Regions from separate parts of the Homo sapiens genome. Here regions 1 and 3 are each linked to region 2. A link is a contact called in ENCODE Hi-C or POLR2A ChIA-PET data. All regions are on one chromosome and are shown on one strand. Each heading gives the region's core, a stretch centred on a gene start or an enhancer-like site at or near the end of the contact. The rest is flanking DNA. Distances are from core to core; before and after follow the strand shown. Region 1 overlaps LOC124905977. Region 2 has its middle 67 kb from the start of LINC00954. Region 3 overlaps WDR35 (WD repeat domain 35).

The links. Hi-C counts contacts between places; a loop is a spot of excess contacts on that map. ChIA-PET counts read pairs that join two places held with the same protein, here RNA polymerase II (POLR2A). Pooled maps may share reads with other maps.
Region 1: a map of IMR-90 shows a loop between it and region 2 (15-fold over the local background). The contact joins two enhancer-like sites. A Hi-C loop is called at or near these places in 1 of 168 maps with a recorded cell type or tissue (IMR-90) and 4 of 50 pooled maps. POLR2A ChIA-PET finds 5 or more read pairs at or near these places in 1 of 52 experiments (T-cell).
Region 3: a map of PC-9 shows a loop between it and region 2 (2.4-fold over the local background). The contact joins two enhancer-like sites. A Hi-C loop is called at or near these places in 1 of 168 maps with a recorded cell type or tissue (PC-9). POLR2A ChIA-PET finds 5 or more read pairs at or near these places in 2 of 52 experiments (PC-9 and activated T-cell).

The regions. Positions count from the first base shown.
Region 1 is chr2:19,647,308-19,650,553 of GRCh38, reverse strand. The region is part of intron 2 of LOC124905977; the gene reads left to right. Among named protein-coding and RNA genes, the nearest start is that of LINC01808, 180 kb to the right of the region's middle. Within about 2 kb of position 1,798, at least 4 of the 41 ENCODE cell types and tissues checked have a DNase peak (open chromatin) inside an H3K27ac peak, as active enhancers do.
Region 2 is chr2:19,799,673-19,803,082 of GRCh38, reverse strand. No RefSeq gene overlaps it. Among named protein-coding and RNA genes, the nearest start is that of LINC00954, 67 kb to the left of the region's middle. Within about 2 kb of position 1,567, at least 5 of the 41 ENCODE cell types and tissues checked have a DNase peak (open chromatin) inside an H3K27ac peak, as active enhancers do.
Region 3 is chr2:19,932,165-19,935,870 of GRCh38, reverse strand. It overlaps WDR35 (WD repeat domain 35), which reads left to right. Exons shown (of 27, transcript NM_020779.4): 21 at 268-400; 22 at 2,360-2,470; 23 at 3,424-3,588. Among named protein-coding and RNA genes, the nearest start is that of TTC32, 32 kb to the right of the region's middle. RefSeq lists an enhancer at 2,344-2,393. Within about 2 kb of position 2,455, at least 6 of the 41 ENCODE cell types and tissues checked have a DNase peak (open chromatin) inside an H3K27ac peak, as active enhancers do.

The DNA of each region.
Region 1 (3,246 bases), core at 549-3,048, 150 kb after region 2:
GGTGGGTGAGGAGGGAATTTGTCACATTTCATTGGTGAGAAAAGGTAGTCATCAGTAGCTGGAAACTTGTGTACAGCGAGTTACAGCAGTGGTGGAGCTGTGGCTCCTGGCCTGAGCTTAGTGATCGCCCCGCCATTCCAGGCTGACGTTGGTTTTTCTGACCACCTCAGCCCTGGAGGGAGATCTTCTAAGACTCTCTAACAATGTGAGTTCCATATTCAACCATTATTTAATCTCTTCTCGTTCTTCCATTTTTCGTCTCCCCTCTCTTTCTTTTCTCTCCTGTTTCCCTTCTCCATCCCTCCTCCCCACTTCCCCAGTTCCCCATCTCCTCATCCTCCTCGGCCACTGCTTCTTTAGCATTTACAGGCCCGTGCTTTCACTGGATGGATCTCCCCCCAGAGCAGTAGCTTCACATATGAAGTACGTACAAAAATGTTTTCTAGTCCTTCTTCATTATTTGGTCTTCTGTGTTTCTTTATCCCGTTCCAGGATGAGTCAAATGTTCTTACCAGCATGTATTGCAGAATCACCGAGCCTGGAATTGGAAAGCACTTGCCCTCCCTATCTGTAAGGAACTTCCTGGGCTTGCTCACCATCACCACAAATTGTTGATGTAACACTCATTCTCGGCAGATACTGAGTACTAAATATGCTAACTGGTTTCAGCTGACCTTTGCTCTAGATTCAAAAGAAAGGAATGGTGACCCATTTTTCCCACATGGAAGTAAATAGCTGAGTGTATTTTATGCCCAGGTGTTTGCCATATAGCTTGATAGAAAACCATGTCCTGGAAAACTATAAGCCAATCTAACTTATAGAAATAAACGGAGTGAGAATCATTATTTTTTATTGGTACCACTTAATGTAAAGAAAATGCACATTTTCCAAAAATATGGAAAAAACATTGCGTTTGCCTTATTGGGTCCAAATGTTAGGTTTAAATTATTTTACTATGCAAAGTTTCTTTCATATCTTGGCAGTAGTGATTTCCATTTTTATTCCTTTGGTATCCATAATCTTATGAGAATCAAAAACATATGCTTTGAGATCACTGGATAGCTCCTCCTCCAACATGTAAAAAAATGCATGGGGAAGGTTATTGCTCTGGTAGCAAAAATACCAGGAACGCTATGGGAGAAAATTATGAGGACATCTAGGCTGGATGGGAAAGAGGTTCAAAGGTGCATTCTGGTTTTCATGCTTTTGATTTGCAAGTCATTAGACTGGAAGAGCCTCTGCCTCCTGCTGACTGCCACTAGGAATGAAATTTTTTCTTGCCTATTAGGGGATGCTTATTCAATGACTCCAGGTTTGTAGTATGTGAGGAGAATGAGAGGACTGGATTCTCCAGTGCTTCTTGAGATGGGGCACTTGTTGTCTGGAGGACTGGGCTAAAAGTAGATGGACTTCTGGCATTCCTTTGTCTGCAGGAGGAGGGGGCATTTGGCAGAGTAGGAGATGTATCATGGGGGTTTCAATCTCAGGAATTTTAGGCTCACAGAGATCAGGATAAGTCAATAAAAAGATTGAGTGCTTTACGTTCTTGCCTGAAAAAGTAATTATTAGAGAACAAATTTTGAGAACAGTCAGATATTAAGGGAAGGGAAGGTGAGAAGGTATGTGGAGAAGAAGAGAAAGGGCAGATGGAGGCTCAGCATCCCCCAGGGGTAGGATGTCAAGGGTTCGTGTTGGCCTTGCCCATGCACTGGGCTGTAGTCCAGCTGTTATGTCAGCAGGTTACACAGTGCTTCAGGGATCCTCACTCAGCCAGCCTCATTTTGCAATGTTTTAAATCCTTTTACTGGGAAGTGATGATTCAGTGCAATGTCATAGGGATCCCAGTGTAGGGTGGGAGCAAACTGACATGGTGCTACATTTCAGACCCTAGGTGTACCCAGAGAGATAAAAGATATGATTCTAATGCTATCAGTTTGAGTTTTGTCTGCCTCCAGAACAGAATGTACCATCTGTAGAGGTGACTGGACTTAGACTCAGAGCTGGGCAAACTTTAAGGCCTCTATACAACAAGCATGGTGGTCGAACACCTGTAAAGAAGTGGCTTCGGTCGGGCGCGGTGGCTCACGCCTGTAATCCCAGCACTTTGGGAGGCCGAAGCAGGCGGATCACAAGGTCAGGAGATCGACACTGTCCTGGCTAATGTGGTGAAACCCCGTCTCTACTAAAAATATAAAAAATTAGCCGGGCATGGTGGCAGGCACCTGTAATCCCAGCTACTTGGGAGGCTGAGGCAGGACAATCGCTTGAACTCAGGAGGTGGAGGTTGCAGTGAGCTGAGATTGCACCACTGCACTCCAGCCTGGGTGACAGAGCGAGACCAGGTCTCAAAAAAAAAAAAAAGAAGTGGCTTCATAGGCCTCACCTGTTGTTGGGGATGTAACTCGGAGGACTGAGCTGGCTCACAATTTTGCTTATTCCTTGTTCCAGGAGTAGCCCACGAGAGCCCTAAAAGCATTGGATTCAGAGCAAAGGGCTCAACTAGAGTTTTTGGATCCCATTGATTTTAGTGGGTTCATAAACTCTATTTGTGGAATATTATACACAGATCTGTGTATTCCGGAGATACAGAACTTTCATAAAATGCCATACACATTTTTGACTCCAAAAAAAAAAAAAGGCTAAAAATCTCTAAAATGGGGAATTCTCTACTTTTGGTGAAAATGGAGTAGTGATTACTATTAGTTAGAATCTTGTTTTTCTCAGAAGCCAGGGCTGGAGATGTTCCTCCAACTGTGCCTGCTTTTCCCATTCTGTCTTTCTCTCATCCCCCACTGCAGAGTTGGTGGCACCGGGACCTGAAGTCTTCTATCTCTTTTCCTTCATGTGCTACTCTCACTTCCCTAGCCAGGATGTGGGGTTGGTAAAAACAGGTCCCTTCTACCTGACGCTTGTAACTCGAGGCCCAGCCCTGAAGATCTGAGTTCTGGAGACTAGAGTTTCATGGCGATTGTTAAGGTGATTGTTGCAGGATTTTCAATGCCCTTCAAATCTGCTGCTCCTTCTCTTTCTGATTCAAACCCAGGGACTGTCCAGTGCAATGGCTCCAGACAATAGGAGCCTGTGATTTTGTTTCTCCAGTGATATTTGCTGATAGTTTCTGTGGTCTGCAGGTCTCTTTTGATGGGTAAGTGAGCTTACTTTTCAGTATGATATGGAACCCAAATCAGGCATTTAAGACTACATCTGATATATGGCTGACCTGTCCAGCCTAAGGTCTCTCCTCCC
Region 2 (3,410 bases), core at 318-2,817:
AGCCTTGGCTTACCCCACACTTCCTTTACTCAAGGCGACGCCTTTGCACTAAACCACTCTGAATGAGCTGGGGACCTGGCAGGAACAGACGGAAGTAACCGTGGAGAGTTTAATGGAGGGGGGGGGCCTATTTTCAAAGTGTGAGAAGAGCAAGGGCCATGAGCAAGGGATGGTGAAGCCCTCTGGGGGCGGTGGGTGGTAGGGGCGGACAGTTGCAGCCACCGTACCTGTACTTGCAGCTGTGGGGCTCAGGAGAGGCTGCCTGAGAGGAGCTGGGCAAGTAGCCTGGTCTTATTCACCTCCTGCCCTCTGCTATAGTGCCAGTACCTTCCACTGGCCAGACCCAGCTGGAGGACAAAGGGCAAGGAAGCCCATTCTTCCAGCCCCAGGTTGGCCTCCAGGCCAGAGAACAGTGGAGGGTGGGTCCAAGGGGTAAACAAAGCATCCAGCATGAGCTCTCTGTACATGGGCAGTGCCCACCTGGCCATCTGCCCATCAGCATGCCATCTGCAATGAGCAGACTTACTCCCAAGCACCACCTGTGCCCTACAGGGGCCTTCGGTACAGGGTTTGCTTTTATGGGTCCATGTAGGGCTTTGAGGATGGGCTGTTGTATAGTCTGGTAGAGGTTAGTAACTTCCCAGGAGGACACATTGCTTGACTGGCTGGGTAGCACCCATAGGAACTGTGATTTTTTACTCTTTGCCTTTTCCGGGAGATGCAGCCAGGGAGCTTTAGCCTCAGGAGTCAGGAGGGGCAGGGATGGTAGGAGCAGACAGCTTGGCCAGAGATGGAGGCCAAGGGATTCTCTTCGTAGAAACTCTTTGGCATGCTCAGTAACCTCCAGGAATGTACGAATTGCAGGAGAATGACCTGCTCTCAGCCTGGATGTGTGGGGGCTGAGAGGAAAGAAGCTGCATGGTTTAGTTAAGGCATAGAAGTTTTGGGATTAGATAGACATGAGCTTAAATCTTGGCTCCAATGTTTAACTTTGTACAAGTTGCTTAACCTTTCTGAGCCTCAGTTTCCACAGCTTTAAAACAGGGATGACAATTCTGACTCTGCAGGCTTATGGTAGGGCCTAGAGAAATACATGCACAATGACTATTCAGTGCCTGACATGTGGATTTCTATTAAATATTAAACACTCATTCAAGCAAAGCTGACTACCTAATCTTGTGCCTACTTTGATCAACGATCTCTGAAACATCCTTGCTTTTGGCGTCCCCTAGGTGAACGACCTCGGGAGAAACTAAGGCAGCTCAGGAGTTATAACAATGTTTAGGCCCAAAAATGGACTTGTTTTTAACTTTCCCACAAGGCACACTTACTAGAAAAAGTTGCGGAAAATTCGATGCTTGGTTTACAGTCCCAAGAACATGAAAAAGCTCTTCTGCCAGTTAAAAAAAAAAGATGGATGTTGTTTCTTGGAGAAGGAATGTCGTACAGTGGCTCAGGAGGAGACGGTGAGTCAGACGTGCTGAGAGCCGGGCCAGGCTGTCCCCTTGGTCTGGCCTCTGTGAGTCAGCACTGCCCACGAGACCCAGCGGGCAGCATGCCCAGAGGGCTGCAGAGCCAGGTGTGGTCCCTGGCGCGTGCAACAGCAGCTGGATGGTCCTATCACCCTCTCCTAGGACATCAGAGAATGTGTTCCTATGTCAGTATTGTCAGCTGTGGCCAACTTGGGCAGTTGCCGATAGGATCATGCCCCTCCTTTCTTTTTTTCTATATAGGGTCCTATTTCTAGATCAAACTCTCAACTTTCCTGTCCTACTTTAACTGCACATTCCTACAGCCAGCCCAGAAGTTTTTCTCCCACTTTTTGTCTTTGGGGACCTGTTGGTGGTGGCATTTGGTCTAGCAGAGGTCGGGCGGAAGAGAATGTTCTATTTTGGGGGCTTGAATGGTGAACAGTGAATGTACCTGCAGGAGAGCCTTCCAGCTGCCCCAAGGGTTCCAGACTGTAGAAAATCAGAATGCAGAAAGCCAGACATTGAAGTGATGAGAGGGAGAATGCCATGATGGTTGACAAGATGTCTGGGAAGGCTTCACAGGGGAGCGTCTTCCCAAGTAGGCTGTGGGAGGTGGACGCAGCAGGGAGGGCAGGCTATTAGGGGATCTGGTTCCAGGCCAGACTTAATGGCTGTGTGGCTTGAATATGGAGGTTGACCTCTCTGACCCTGGTGCTCCTCATCTGCAAAACGGGGTCAATAGTTCTTACCTCGCAAGGTTTTGCGAGCATCACCTTCAATAAAATAGTTTATGTAAAAGTACATTGTGATCTACAAATTTAAAAAATAAATGTTGGATGTTACTACTACCAGATAAGAAAGAAAAGATCAGAGAATAAGTGGCTTGCCAGAGGTCACATGGCTGGTATAGTGACAGCCAGGACCCAAACAGAAGTCTCTCCTTTCCTTTGTTCTGTGTTGTTTCAGTTTTTTTCCATCTGCGTGGAAGTCACTCACAGAATGTTTTAATTAGCTGGTGGCTTGGCTCAGGGTGTGGGTCTTTGTGGGTTAACTGGGTATGTTAGCCTCTCTGGCATGCAGCTTCTAGAAGTGGGCAGGTGTTAGCATGGCCTTCGAGAGGCCTGTCATGGGCAGGGGGTGCTGTGGCTCTGGGAAGAACTGTACTCCAGAGGTAGATTTCAGCTGCGAGTGCTGACTTGCCCCTTTCCAGCACCCCGCAGCTGGGATCTCCTGGTGGAGCTGGGATCTGGGGTTGGCCATGTCTGCCTAAGGGCAGGTTTGGAATCTGTTTCATGAAAACTCCCAGCATGGAGTGGTGGTCCTGATGGCAGCGGCAGGCTCATCCATTTGCATAGCATCAAATGGAAATGTCTAGATGAGCTGCCAGGAACCCTGGGGGCTGGTTGTCCCCTGGAGGCATGCTGCTGGATGGGCAGAAGGTTCATAGAGTGTGCTCCTGCCTGGTTCATTGCAGTCCTCCGAGTCAGGTGAGAGCACTTATATTTCCATAAGTACTGGAGGTAAACAACCTGGGACAGGGACTGGGGTTTGGGGAGGAGCAAGCCACCAGGCTTTCTCTAGGCCTGAGTGAGGCAGTGTGCCTTTTTCCCAGGATAGAGACAAGCTTCTGTCCTCGGACAATGCACAACCTCCTTTATACCAAAGGCTATTCCCTGGTCTTGCCTCCAGGCTTTTGCACTGCAGGGAGCCCGTCTTTGGGCTGCCCTCTGCACCCCTTCCCTATCCAGATCCTGTGTAGTGAAGGAGCGTGGGCTCTGGAATGAGATGCACTTGGGTTCAAATCCTATCTTTGACATTAACAGACCAGACAACCAGAGAACTTATCTCGACCTCAATTTCCTTATCAGTAAAATGGAATTTATACTTCCTATCTTCTAGGGTTTTAGTAAGGATGAGAGATAATGCATTTATATTGCC
Region 3 (3,706 bases), core at 1,206-3,705, 130 kb before region 2:
TTTTCATTTTGATTAGTATGCTTATTTATGTCAGTGTTTGGGAGTAAAGCGGTGGTATTTCTTAAGAATAGTCAAGGAATGTTACAACTAGAATATGCTTTAGATTTTTTTCCCCATTTATATGTTTGAAAGTTATTCTGAAGCTGAAGATAATGAACAGTAATACTAGTACTGGGAATTATGATGAAGGAACATTTTGGTTGAAAGTGCTTATTTATCAGGAGATTCACATTAGTTTTAAAAGTTTTTCCTTTTTTCTTTCTGTAGGTTGAATGCTGTACAATATTATGTACAAGGACGGAACCAGGAACGCTTAGCTGAATGTTACTATATGTTAGAGGATTATGAAGGGTTAGAGAACCTTGCCATTTCACTTCCAGAAAACCACAAGTTACTTCCAGTAGGTATTGCAAATTTTAGTTTTTGGAATTGTTAGGTTACTTTATAAAATTTTATGTTATAGTCAGGAAATATCTCCCACAATAAAGAAAATTAAAAATCTATAATGTTACAGTTTCTTAGACATGGAATGATGCTTTTAATTATAAAGTAATATATAAATAATATAGAATGCTTGAAAATGGAGGAGGAAAAGTCAGTCACATTCTTACTACTTTAATATGATCACAGTCTTGTGTAGTCTGTTAAGATTTATAAAGTTACTTTTTAAATGTTAGCTGAATACATGAAATATTTACAGATGAAATGATATGTTGCTAGGGATTTGCTTCAAAATAATCTGAAATTGTTTGAAATTTGCTATAACTTAAGTTTAAAAAGATAGCTCAACTTTTATTATGTTATATTAACAATAAAGTATTTCAAGTTAAAAGAGAAATGGAAAGAGTTCTCTTGCTTTCAAATGTTCTTTTAGAGCCTCTTAATTAATTGTTGAATACTGTAAATAAGTTTGTATTTTATGTGTTTAATATGTGAATCACTGAGCCGTACAATACTTGTAGAGCTAGCAGCTCTCAACTGCAGAGTCTGGATGTATATCAGTTGTGAGTTCTGCTTCAAAAATTTTGCCTATTAGTTAATAGATAAGTATAGAATTACGGTAATTCAGTTTTCCCTATTGTGAATTTGAGCGGCTATCTCTGTAATAATGGTATTTTCACTCACCCTTATTTTCAATCCTATGGGTTTTCTTGAGTAGGAAAGAAACTGAAATTACTTAGAACCCTGGGTATAGGGAAGAGTGTATACTCCGTTAGTGTTGTCTGTTAGATGTGTCTGATGATGCCGATAAACATTTTGCTGTAGGGTATCCAGAATAGTAATATTCCTGAGTAAATGCTAAGTAATTATAACTATAATGATAATTAAATAACTAAAATAGTAAAAATTTTAGTATTATAAATTTTAAATAGAGTTATAGAAGAATTTTTAATAATATGGGAAGGTGTACATAATATTTAAGTAGGAAATACAGGATACAAAATTGTGTATTGTGTGATTGTGTACAACACAAACATATACATATATATTCAAAGGACAAAGATGTTAAGAAATTGCACCAGAGTATTGAGAGAGGTTTCTTATGAATGATAAGATTATGAGTAATTTCACTTTTTCATGTTTTGTAATTTTTTTTACAGATAGAATGTATTCCCTTATAATCAGAAAAATATAAGCATTGTTTTAAAAGTTGGATATAAAATATACTTTCATACTTCCAAACATATTGTAGAAGGGTTGGGGAGGGAAAACCTCTGGCTAATTAGATATTCTGAAAGAAAAAAAATGATGTTCTGAAAATGGCCAGTGCAGCTGAACAAGTAGGATTTTTTTTTGTGGTGGTGGTGGTGGTGGTGGTGGTGGTGGTGGTGGTGGTGGTGGTGGTTCTTCCTCGCTGCCACCACTTTCCAAGAGAGCTCTGTTTTGGGTCTAGCTTCCTGAACTGATTAATGGCAGACTTCTCTAGGACATTTCTTTATAGAGGTATTTGAGGGCTCTGTGAATGTGAGATTTCCCTTAAGTCTCTAGTTAATAATTAGCACTGAGTATACCACCAATTGATATAAAGGCTTTTTTCACCCACTGGTGGGGGATTTGTTTTGGAGCTTGACATTTCTGTATACTAGCTACTGAACTGAGATAAGAAAGGAGTGCAGTGTCTTCAGGGCCTCGTTAAAAATCAGATCCACAGCCTGAGCCAGTGAAGCTCTGGATTTATAGAAGTGATGCCTTAGCATCCATTCTCATTTGTACCCTCTGCCCTTGCGTCTGTTTACAAGAAAAATCTGTAACTACCAGTAAATTTAATACTCATACGTCCCTACGGAGTTTTGTTAAATTAAAATATAAGTAATTTCCTTGGTCTGTGAAATCTGATAGTATTGTTTTGTTTGTACAGGAAATAGCACAAATGTTTGTCAGAGTTGGAATGTGTGAACAAGCAGTGACTGCATTTTTGAAATGTAGTCAACCAAAGGCAGCAGTAGATACCTGCGTACATCTCAACCAAGTAGGAACTGAAACTTTCTGTCTGTGCAGCTTATTGTCTTAGGAATTTTTAAGTCAAAGCAAGGTTAAAGTCACCCTAGTGATCTTTTAAAGATTATTGCCAATGTAAGGGTTGGAGAGCCTGACGTGAATTTTATGAAAGGAGCCAGGCGGGTATTCTCTTAATTGAGGATGAAGAAAGTTGCACTTACCTCTTAAAGTGCTACCATGAGGGGTGACCCACTTATAACCAGCTCAGTATGGGAGCATGAACAAACCTTGTGCTTTTAGTCTGGCAAGTTTTTGTCTGGAAGTAATTTCATAATTTTCTGCATTTTGTTAGGGTTGGGTTTTGTTTCCAAAGAAGGACCAGTTAATGGTTGGTCATTGCCTGAGGAAGGAATTGAGTTACTTTATCAATATTTATTTTGGCAAATCTGTTTTCCTTTTCCTTTATAGAAAACATACATTTGATATTTTTAAGAGCTGAAATTAAACTAAAAGTACAGCGTTATTATAGAAACTATTGACTATTAATGTATTCTTTTAATATTTTTCTTATTTTTTAAAACCCCTTTTGCTTTATAAAAATAATTTTTAAATGTCAAATCTGATAGGACATTTTCACAACTGAAATTGCATATTTTGTTTTACTATAACATATAAACAAGTGTATCTTTCTTGCTTGAAGTTTTGTAAGATTAGAATTACAAGATTAATATGATTATAAACTTTGAAACTTTCATTTTCACATGTATTTCTTAAGCAAATCAGAGTCTTAGAGATCATTTAATCATTTTGACTTATGCTTATAGGACTTATGTTGCTGTGATTTTAAATGCTATTTTTAAAACATACCAGTTTTTAATTTTGAAATAGTGTTTTTACTATAAACTTAAAGCTTTCTTGTGTGAATTTTATGATATATGTGACTGTAAATACTTGGGTGACTGAATGGTGTAATTTTTCTCCTAGTGGAACAAAGCTGTTGAATTGGCTAAAAATCATAGTATGAAAGAAATTGGATCTCTGTTAGCTAGGTATGCATCTCATTTACTGGAAAAGAATAAAACTCTTGATGCCATAGAACTCTATCGGAAAGCCAATTACTTTTTTGATGCAGCTAAACTGATGTTTAAGGTAATGTAAAAATCTTGGTGAATAGTTGATTTGTTCCAGTCACAATATTTTAATATATGAAAGAGCATATTCTCCATTTTCTTTGGAAACAAATATTTATTACAGCAAAACCACTCTG